2 separate regions of the Homo sapiens genome follow, and region 2 is linked to region 1. Evidence: chromatin loops called from intact Hi-C (ENCODE). Cell type or tissue: transverse colon. All regions are shown on one strand. Region 1 has its middle 62 kb from the start of MIR7706. Region 2 overlaps AKAP13 (A-kinase anchoring protein 13).

The links. A loop is a pair of places that touch in the nucleus more often than their neighbours do. Peaks named below come from ENCODE experiments on the same cell type or tissue, not always from the same donor. Only the 100,000 strongest peaks of a DNase experiment are listed, where the experiment ranks them.
Region 2: a loop joins it to region 1, with 10 times the contacts of the local background. A loop is called at or near these places in 8 of 110 quality-filtered maps.

Annotation. Positions count from the first base shown.
Region 1 is chr15:85,316,223-85,321,222 of GRCh38, forward strand. No RefSeq gene overlaps it. Among named protein-coding and RNA genes, the nearest start is that of MIR7706, 62 kb to the right of the region's middle. RefSeq lists an enhancer at 2,283-2,382. In transverse colon, a CTCF peak has its summit at 1,937 (motif pointing right); DNase peaks (open chromatin) are centred at 209 and 2,209; H3K27ac peaks cover 3,260 bases.
Region 2 is chr15:85,386,658-85,391,657 of GRCh38, forward strand. All of the region lies in intron 1 of AKAP13 (A-kinase anchoring protein 13), which reads left to right. It also overlaps the pseudogene RNU7-79P. Among named protein-coding and RNA genes, the nearest start is that of AKAP13, 8.6 kb to the left of the region's middle. In transverse colon, no CTCF peak of the experiment used is centred here; no DNase peak of the experiment used is centred here.

The DNA of each region.
Region 1 (5,000 bases):
GCCACTCTGTCTTCCTGCAAGAGTTATCTTGGCCCTAGTCTGTAGCTCATCTCCTACAGGGGCACTTAAAAGGAAACAACAGTTCTTGGTCCAAAGCAATAAAGAGACAAGTGAGTCATAACAGTCTGGGTTCTTCACCAGCATAAGCGCTTCCATGAATCGCCTCTATAAAAACCCTGCCCTTCTAGCCCAAGCCGTGTTCCAAGTTCCAAAACCTTCCATTCAAGGGTTTTATAACTCAGCCCTGTGCTCAGAAATGTCACTGCACATAAGAGGGCCTTTGATCTCTGGCCATACCCAAGCCCATAGTCTGCAGCGAAGCGTGCTTTGATAACTATCTAAAGAGAAAAGCACTTTGGTTTCCTCTCATCTATTTCTATTCTACTTTTAATAAGCTGCTTAGCTTCAGGCGTCTGCCCTCTGCCCTCCAAGCTTCATCTCAACCAGAAGTAAAACAGGCTTGTGGTTGTGTGCTTTGAGAGCTCATGAAATAACAATAGTGGTAGCAAACACCAATAAAGGGCTTACTACGTGCCAGGCACCATCCTAAGTAGTTTCTGTAGGTTATCCTATGTAGGTTTTCACAGATGAGGAAATGGAAGCATAGAAAGGCACTGAGTGACTAGCTTTCTGATGAAGTCACAGTCAGAGAAACAGAGCCAGAAGTTAAAATCAAGCAACGCATCTCCAAAATGCATCTTACCCCTGTGCAATGAAAGAGAATACAAGCCCCCTCAGAGAAGGGAAAATATGAAGTCAGAAATACGAGTATTTCTTTAATAAGAGAGAAGATTTGCAGCAAACTCCTTCAATCTAGAAACACTTTCTTTTTCCAGGTACTGTGTTAGAAATCCCTTCAGTAGGAAAACTAAATGGGCAAGTCTTTAAACCAAACCAAAATGTTTCCTGAGCTTTCAATGAATCAAATTGAACTCAAGGCCCCAAGTCTGAATAAATTATGCCCTAAGATCTGTCAGAAGCAGTAGATTTCTTCTATTGGGTTTTTCTTCCATTCGATATAAAGACATAAGCGCTCTGTTGCTGCCCAATTGCTTTATTAAAAAAAAAACATATATATATATATATATATATATATATATATATATTTGAGACGGAGTCTCGCTCAGTCGACCGGGCTGGAATGCAGTGGCAGGATGTTGGCTAAGTGCAACCTCTGCCTCCCACGTTCAAGTGATTCTTCTGCCTCAGTCTCCCAGGTAGCTGGGATTACAGGCTCCCACGACCACGCCCAGCTAATTTTTGTATTTTTAGTAGAGATGAGGTTTCACCATGTTGTCCAGGCTGGTCGCAAACTCCTGACCTCAAGTGATCTGCCCACCTCAGCCTCCCAAAGTACTGGGATTACAGGCATGAGCCACCATGCCCGGTACAGAAACTTTCTTACTCATTTGAATTGAAAACTTCTATGTTTTTAAAGCATATTTTCATTAAGTGTGGAAATTCATAAAATACGGTTAGGTAGGAAGACGATGTTCACAAATTAGGTTTATAATCTATCATTTCAAACTTCGCTGTATTCAAAAATTAGTTATCTAAAATTAACTCCAGAGAAGTTTGTATGTACAAATAGTTGTTATAACAAAAGCTACCTTTCTTTTCTCAATCCGTGTCATGTGGATCTAAGCCCCTGCCTCAGAAATGGGGTGGGCATGTGTGTCCTCTTGGTGAGACCACTCTACCGCCCTAGCCAATGTGATTGCTTCAGAGATGGTTACATAGCCCTAGCTGGACCATTAAAAGTCTCCAAACCTTTGCTGGAATTATTGAGAGAGAGAGCATTCAAAAAGAACTCAGTATATAAAAAATACTGGAGTTAATAAGCAAGTAAAATATTAACAGAAGACTGTATATGCCCCAGGCCACCAGATGGGGGAGAGTGCACCTGAAAAGAGGCCAATACAGAAGAAAGCAGATAGAAATAGCTTCCAATGATCCTGTGGGGGCCTGGATCCAGCTGTACCTGAATCTCCTCCAATGCTATGCAGTTACATATGCCAGTAAGTCTTTTTTGCCTTTAAATCTGTGCATTGGGTTTCTGCTCCTTGTAACCTAGGGAGTCCTGACTAGTTCCTAGGAGCAGGTGTGCTTCCAGATCCTGTTCAGTTGCTACTGACCACAGCAGGTAGTGTGAAATGACACCCCAGAGAGCTGTGTATTTCAATGCCACACCCACATTCTGGGTGTGCCTGTGAAAGCAATCCAGCAGCAGTGTGCACAGCTGGAGCTGACTTAAGAGCTCCTAGGAAGGCCCAACCCTACAGCTAAAGGTCATGTAAAGACGTTGTGGAGAGATAATAAACAACACACACATACGCACCCATTAGGCAAAAATACCACATATTTTCTTCTCAGAGGAAATAACCATGAGCAAAGTATGGATATGAGTCAGTAACTGACTATAATTAGGGGCTTCCCTCCCACCCCAGTAACATCTGAATCAAGGCAGAGGACATTCCAGCAGTCCAGCAGTTGGTAAAGAACTAACCACATCTTTCTTGATGTTTCCTGTGACTCGATCCTTGCAGAACAGGGCACTGCAAGTCAGAAAATAGCTTCCTAGGAGAATTTAATACTAAGGAATTGGGAGTTTCCTCCGTCTATCAGAACCAAAATCATTCTACCTTAAGCCTTGGGGTTTGGAGCTCAACATAACCCAAGCATCCACTCTAGGAATCCCCCATCTGCTGCATAACTTTGGGTCCATTTGTATTTCAAAACTCTATTATGACTAGATATCCATATGCAGAAGAATGAAACTAGGCCCCTATCTCTCACCATATATAAAAATCAAATCAGCCAATTGCAGTGGCTCATGCCTGTAATCCCAGCACTTTGGGAGGCCGAGGCGGGCGGATCACCTGAGGTCGGGAGTTCGAGACTAGCTTGACCAACATGGAGAAACCCTGTCTCTACTAAAAATGCAAAACTAGCTGGGCGTGGTGGCACATGCCTGTAATCCCAGCTATGCAGGAGGCTGAGGCAGGAGAATCGCTTGAACCCAGGAGGCAGAGGTTGCGGTGAGCCGAGATCATGCCATTGCACTCCAGCCTAGGCAACAAGAGCGAAACTCAGTCTCAAAAAAAAAAAAAAATCAAATGAAAATGGATTAAAGACTTACATCTAAGACCTGAAGCCATAAAACTACTAAAAGAAAACACTGGGGAAATGTTCCAGGACATTGCTCTGGGCAAATGTTTCCTGAGTAAGACCTTAAAAGCACAGGCAACCAAAGCAAAAGTGGACAACTGGGAACATCTCAAGCTAAAAAGTTTCTGCACAGCAAAAGAAACAATCAACAAAGTGAAGAGACAACTCACAGAGGGGAGAAAATATCTGCAAACTACCCATCTGACAAAGGATTAATAACCACAATATATAAGGAGCTCAAACAACTCTATAGCAAAAAAAGAAAAATCCAATTTAAAAATGGGCAAAAGATCGGAATAGACATCTCTCGAAAGAAGACATACAAACGAGGCTGGGCACCATGGTTCACGCCTGTAATCCCAGCACTTTAGGACGTCAGGGCGGGCAGATCGCTTGAGGTCAGGGGTTCGAGACCAGCCTGGCCAATATGGCAAAATCCCCATCTCTACTAAAAATACAAAAATTACCTGGGCGTGGTGGCATGTGCCTGTAATCCCAGCCACTCAGGAGGCTGAGGCAGGAGAATTGCCTGAACCTGGGAGGTGAAGGTTGCAATGAGTTGAGATCACACCACTGCTCTCCAACCTGGGCAATGGAGCAAGACCCTGTCTCAAAAAAAAAAAAAAAAAAGACATATAAATGACCAACAGTTATATGAAAAAATCCTCAATCTCATTACTCATAAGAGAAATGCATATCAAAACTACAATGAGATATCACCTCACCCCAGTTAAAATAGCTCTTATCCAAAAGACAGGCAGTAATGAATGTTGGCAAGGATGTGGAGAAAGGGAAACCCTCATTCACTGGTGGTGAGAATGCAAATTAGTACAGACAAGGTGGAGAACAGTATGAAGGTTTCACAAAAAATCTAAAAATATAATTACCATACGATCCAGCAATCCCACTGTTGGGTATACACCCAAAGAAAGGAAAGCAATATATCGAAGAGATATCTACACTCTTATGCGCTCTTATCTGCACTTACGTTTATCGCAGCACTATTCACAGCCAAGGTAGAGAATCAACCTAAATGTTCACCAACAAATGAATGGATCAAAAAATGTGATACATATACACAATGGAATATTATTTGGCCATGAAAAAAGAATGAGATACTGTCATCTGCAACAATACGGATGGAACTGGAGGACATTATGTTAGGTGAGATAAGCTAGGCACAAAAAGACAAATATCACATGTTATCACTCATATGGGGGAGCAGAAAAAAAATTGAACTCTTGGAGATAGAGAGTAGAAGGATGGTTACCAGAGGCTGGGAAGGGTAGTGGGGTCAGGGACAAAGATGAGTTGGTCAATGGGTAAAAAATACAGTTAGGTAAAAAAAATGAGATCTAGTGTTTGACATCACAATAGGGAAACAATAGCTAACAATAATTATTTCATATTTCAAAATCAATGAAAGAGTAGAATTGGAATGTTCCTAACACAAAGAAATGATAAATGTTTGAAGTGATGGATATCCCAGTTACCCTGATTTGATCATTACACATTATATGCTTGTATCAAAATATCACATGTATCCCCGTAAATACATACAGCTATTATGTATCCATAAAAATTAAAAATAATTTTTAAAAACTGTATTACAATATAGATAATAGACAAAAATGTATTAAATGTATATGTACACTTTCATTTGAGACAGGGTCTCAGTTGCCCAGGCTGCAGTGCAGTGATGCAATCTTGGCTCACTTGCAGCCTCAACTTTCTGTGCTCAAGCGACCCTCCCACCTCAGCCTCCCAAGTAGCTGGGACTACAGGCACATGCCACCACACCCAGCTAATTTTTGCATTTTTTGTAGAAATGG
Region 2 (5,000 bases), 70 kb after region 1:
ATGGTGCAAGGTATGCATTGAGTTTATTTTTTTGTGGATGGATTTACAATTTTTCCAGCAACAGTTTTTGAAAAGACTGTCCTTTCTCTGTTGATTACCTTTGTGCCTTTTTTTTTTTGCAAGTTGATCATAAATGTGTGGTTTTGTTTCTGGATTCTCTCTCCTATTCCATTGATCTGTGTCTTTCATTTCTCTATCACCTCACTGTTGATTACTGTCACCTTAGAGTAAGTTTTAAAATCAGGTAGTGTGAGTTATCTTATTATTTTTCAGAATTGTTTTTTGGGTATTTTAGTTGCATTGCCTTTTGTGCATATTTTAGATTCATCTTGCTGTTATCCACAAGTCCTGCTGGGTTTTTCTTTTTCTTTTTTTTCTTTTTTAAGATGAGGTCTCAGCCGGGTGTGGTGGCTCACGCCTGTAATCCTAGCACTTTGGAGGCTGAGGCGGGTGGATCACCTGAGATCAGGAGTTCGAGACCAGCCTGGCTGACATGGCAAAACCCCGTCTCTACTAAAAAATACAAAAAATAGCTGGGCGTGGTGGTGGGCGCCTGTAATCCCAGCTACTTGGGAGGCTGAGACAGGAGAATTGCTTTAGCCCGGGAGATGGAGGTTACAGTGAGCCGACATTGCGCCACTTTACTCCAGCCTGGGTGATAGAACGAGAGTCCGTCTTAAAAAAACAAAAAAAGATAGGGTCTCACTCAGTTGTCCAGTGTGGAATGCAGTGGTAGGATAACCACTCACTGCAGCCTTGATCTCCTGGGCCCAAGCGATTCTCCCACGTCAGCCTCCCAAGTAGTTGGGATCACAGTCATGCACTACCTGGCTAATTTTTTTATTTTTGTAGAGACAGAGTCTCTCTATGTTGCCCAGGCTGGCCTCAAACTCCCGGGATGAAGTGATCCTCCCACTGTGGCCTCCCAAAGTGTAGGGATTACAGGCATGACCCACCATGCCCAGCCTGCTGTGGTTTTTGATTGGCATTGTGTTGAAGCTGGAAATCAGTTAGGGGGCAATTGACATTTTAATAATGAGCCATGAACATGGTATATCTATTTAGACCTTAGATTTTTGATTAGTGTTTTGTAGTTTTTAGCAATTGGATCTTGCATGTGTTTTGTAATCTTATACATGTATTTCATGTATTCTGGTGTTGTTGTGAATGATACTTCTCAATTTCCAGTTGCTCATTGCTGGTATATAGAAAGATCATTTTATATTATTTGCTGACCTTGGATCCTACACCCTTGCTAAACTCATTTTTAGTAATAGAAGCTTTTTTTGTAGATTTTTGGAATTTTCTGCATAGACATTATTGTCATTGGCAAATAAGGGCAGTTTGATTTCTTCGTTTTCACTTTGTATACTTTCATTTCCTTTTTTTTTTTTTGAGATAGAGACTCGCTCTGTCACCCAGGCTGGAGTGCAGTGGTGCGATCTCAGCTCACTGCAACCTGTGGCCCCCCAGGTTCAAGTGATTCTCGTGCCTCAGCCTCCTAAGTAGCTGGGATTACAGGTGCATGTTGTCATGCCCGGCTAATTTTTGTATTTTTTTTTTTTTAAGTGGAGACTGGGTTTCACCATGTTGGCCAGGCTGGTCTCAAACTCCTGACCACAAGTGATCCGCCAGCCTCAGCCTCCCAAAGTGCTAGGATTACAGGCGTGAGCTACAGCGCTGGGCGTGATTTCTTTTTGTTACTTTGCTGAACTATCTAGGACCCTCAGTGTAATGTGTAATAGGAGTTTTACAAGTGGACATCCTTTCCTTTTTCCTGATGTTAGAGGGGAAAACACTGAGTGTTTGACCATTAATATGATGGTAGCCATAGGTGTTTGTTTTTGTAGATGTCTTTTATCAAGTTGAGGAAATTGTCTTCTATGTTTAGTTTGCTGAGAGTTTTTATCATGAATAGATATTGAATGTTGTCAAAGGTTTTTCTGTATTTATTGACATAATCATATGTTTTTTCTTCTTTAGTCTGGTGTAATACGTTGAAATAGCTTTGCATTCTTGTGATAATACTCATTTAGTCGTGATGTATTATTTTTTACATGTCTTTGGGTTCCATTTGCTACTGAATCTTTTTTTATTTCTTCCATTTGTTTCCCGTTATGTTCATTTTAAAAATAGGTTCTTGATCATATGTATAATATTCATGATAGTTGTTGAGTCCTTATCTGTTAAATGTCAGATGTCTCCTTGGGGGTAAAGTTATTTCAAACACAAGAACCATTGCTTTAAAGAGTATCATACTTTGTTTTGGCAAGTTAAGTTGCCAAACTTATGTGTGTAAGTTGCTTGTTACACCCCATTACTAAGGCATGAAGCTCCTGTAGTTTTCATTGAAGAATTGGGCTCTCCTTGAGGACTCTATTCTGGCAGTTGAGAACACAAATGTCTCCCAGCCCTGTGTGAACTTTGGAGATCATTTAGCTTACAGTTCCTGGGTGATTCTTTGCGTGCCCTCATGTATTTTTACAATATGCATGCTTGGCTTACTACTGGGTGTGAGACTCATGGGGCCTCTATGCTGATTTCTGGAGCTCCTTTTTCATACAGCTCCCTCCTCTTCTCTCGTACTCTGCAATTTTCAAACTCCTTAGCCTTCCCAAGCTATGTTTGTTTTCTAAACTTGACAAGGCTGTCATGTTGTGCTTGATCCTCCTCATTGCACCATGGTCTAGAAGGTACCTCCAGCCAGAAAGCTGGGGCGATTTTAGGGCTTATCTCATTTGTTCCCTTCTCTTTGGGACTGCAGTTCTGTGCTACCTGTTGTTCAGGCTCTAAAGGATGCTGCCTCATGCATTTTGTCCACTTTTCTAGTAGTTAGGGAGGATGCCAGGATAAATCTGGATCCAGTTACTCCGTCATGGTTAGCAGCTGAAGTCCTTTGGGTGAGTATGCTTTGTTGGTGGTTCTTAAAATTTCATTACAGGATTCTCAAAATCTTTGGGGGTATAAATAACAAAGAAGTATTTGTTGACTATCTTCTGACAGTAGCTCAGCCATTGCTTTGTGGGAAATACAAAACAATGTAGGTATCTTTTAGTTGAAGAGGCACATGGTACATACCTAAGATTAATCAAAGAAATGAATTGCTATGGTGATGAACAGAAAGAGAAGGATCACTATAATCTATTATTTTCTGTCCCCCCGTGGGGGAGTCTTCCAGTGAAAAGCAGAAAACCTGCTAGACAGATTCTAAAAGATCTGTAACACTTGTGATCTGGTGTTTTCATGTAGAAATGCTTGCTTTTGCGTTTTTGTTTCTTAGCATATATGCTTTATGTCGCAAGTTGTAGTGAGTCAGTGGGTAGAGTGCTGGCTCTTTCAGGTGCATTTGCTATTTATTTACTATGCAGCTTTAGGTAAGTTATTTGTCTCTGAAATCTAATCTTCTCTTTTCTCTTGGCAAATGGTTATATGACATACCTTGTAGGGTTGTTTGTTAATTTTTTCAAGTATCTTTTGTTTGTCAGGCACGGTTCTAGGTAATGGGAATTCAGTGACATCTGTAGTTGCTGCCGTTAATCTATATCCTATTGAGGGAAGTAGAAAATAAACGAGTGAACAAACAATTGCAGTCATGTCTGGTGGTGATGATTCTAGGAAGGATATGAAGAGTATTAGCAGAGATTGGGGAGGTCAGACAAGGCCTTACTGAGGAGGTGAGATTTGAACAGACCTGAAGAAAGTCAAGGGAGCAAGTCACATGAAGATTCAGAGGAAGTATGGAAGGAACATCAAGTGCAAAGGACCTGAGATGGGAGAATGAACAGGGAGCCTGGTGTGGCTGGAATGGGTGAGAAAGAGCGTGAGGAGATAAGGTTTGTATGTGTAGCCAGAGACCAGATCAAATAGGCTCTTAGGTATGGTGGGAAACAGCTGAAGGATTTGAGCAAGGCATGACAAGGTTGATTTAGGCTTTAAAAACTTTACTCTTGGCATAGGGAGCAGTAGTGGAAACGGAGAGACTAGTTAAGAGATTTGCAGTCGTTCAGGCTAGAGAAGATGGTGGCTTGGATTAGGGTGGTAGCAGCGAAAGTGGTGAGAAGCGGTTTGAATCCATATACGCTGAAAATAGAACTATAGGATTACTTACAGATTGGAAAAAGGTTCTAAAGGAAAGAAAGAAATTAAGGAGGATTCCTAGGTGTTTTACCTGAACAACTGGGTAAATGGGGAAGATGTGGAATCAGTTTGCTGAGAGGTTGAAATTGTGATTTCCCTGTTGACATGCTAAGTTTGAGATCTGTGAAATTTTTAAGTGAAGGTATCAGTAAGCATTTGGATATACAGTTCTGGAGTTCAGTGATGGTCTGGACTGGGTGTATGAATTAGAGAATTGTAGATAGAGAAGGGAGAGTGGGAGGTTTTAGTGGGAATTAGGGATATATAAAGCTCCATAATAGGGGCTCATGGCATAGTAGTTAATAATCATGACAGTCATAAAACAACCACCACTATGTATAGTAACTAAAGGAAGGCTAGATATGAATGAAGGAAGATGGTAGTGACCTAAAACAATTATCTTGCATATTATATCAGAATTAGTTAGGATTCTAAACATGCTGAAAACTTTTCTTCTCTAAGCATGATAAAAATATTAGTGAACTCTATTTTCCATTTGTAGTCTGTAAGGATATTGGTGATAGTGGAAAGATAATGACGTTTTTATGTGATGCTAGTGTATTATTTGAATGTACTTCACATACACATATACGAAGATAGTCTGGAAGGAGGCTACTGCAAAGTAGATGAGGGTAACTTTTGATCTTTTGATTTTCTGCAGAGTGTATATTTGTCTTTATTCTTTTCTTTTCTTTTTTTTTTTTTTTTAAGACAGGGTCTCACTCCTTTGACCAGGCTGGAGTGCAGTGGCGCGATCTCGGCTCACTGCAACCTCTCCCTTCTGGGCTCAAGTGAGTCTCCCACCTTAGCCTCCCCAGCAGCTGGGACCACCGGTGTGCACCACCACGTCCAGCTAATTTTTG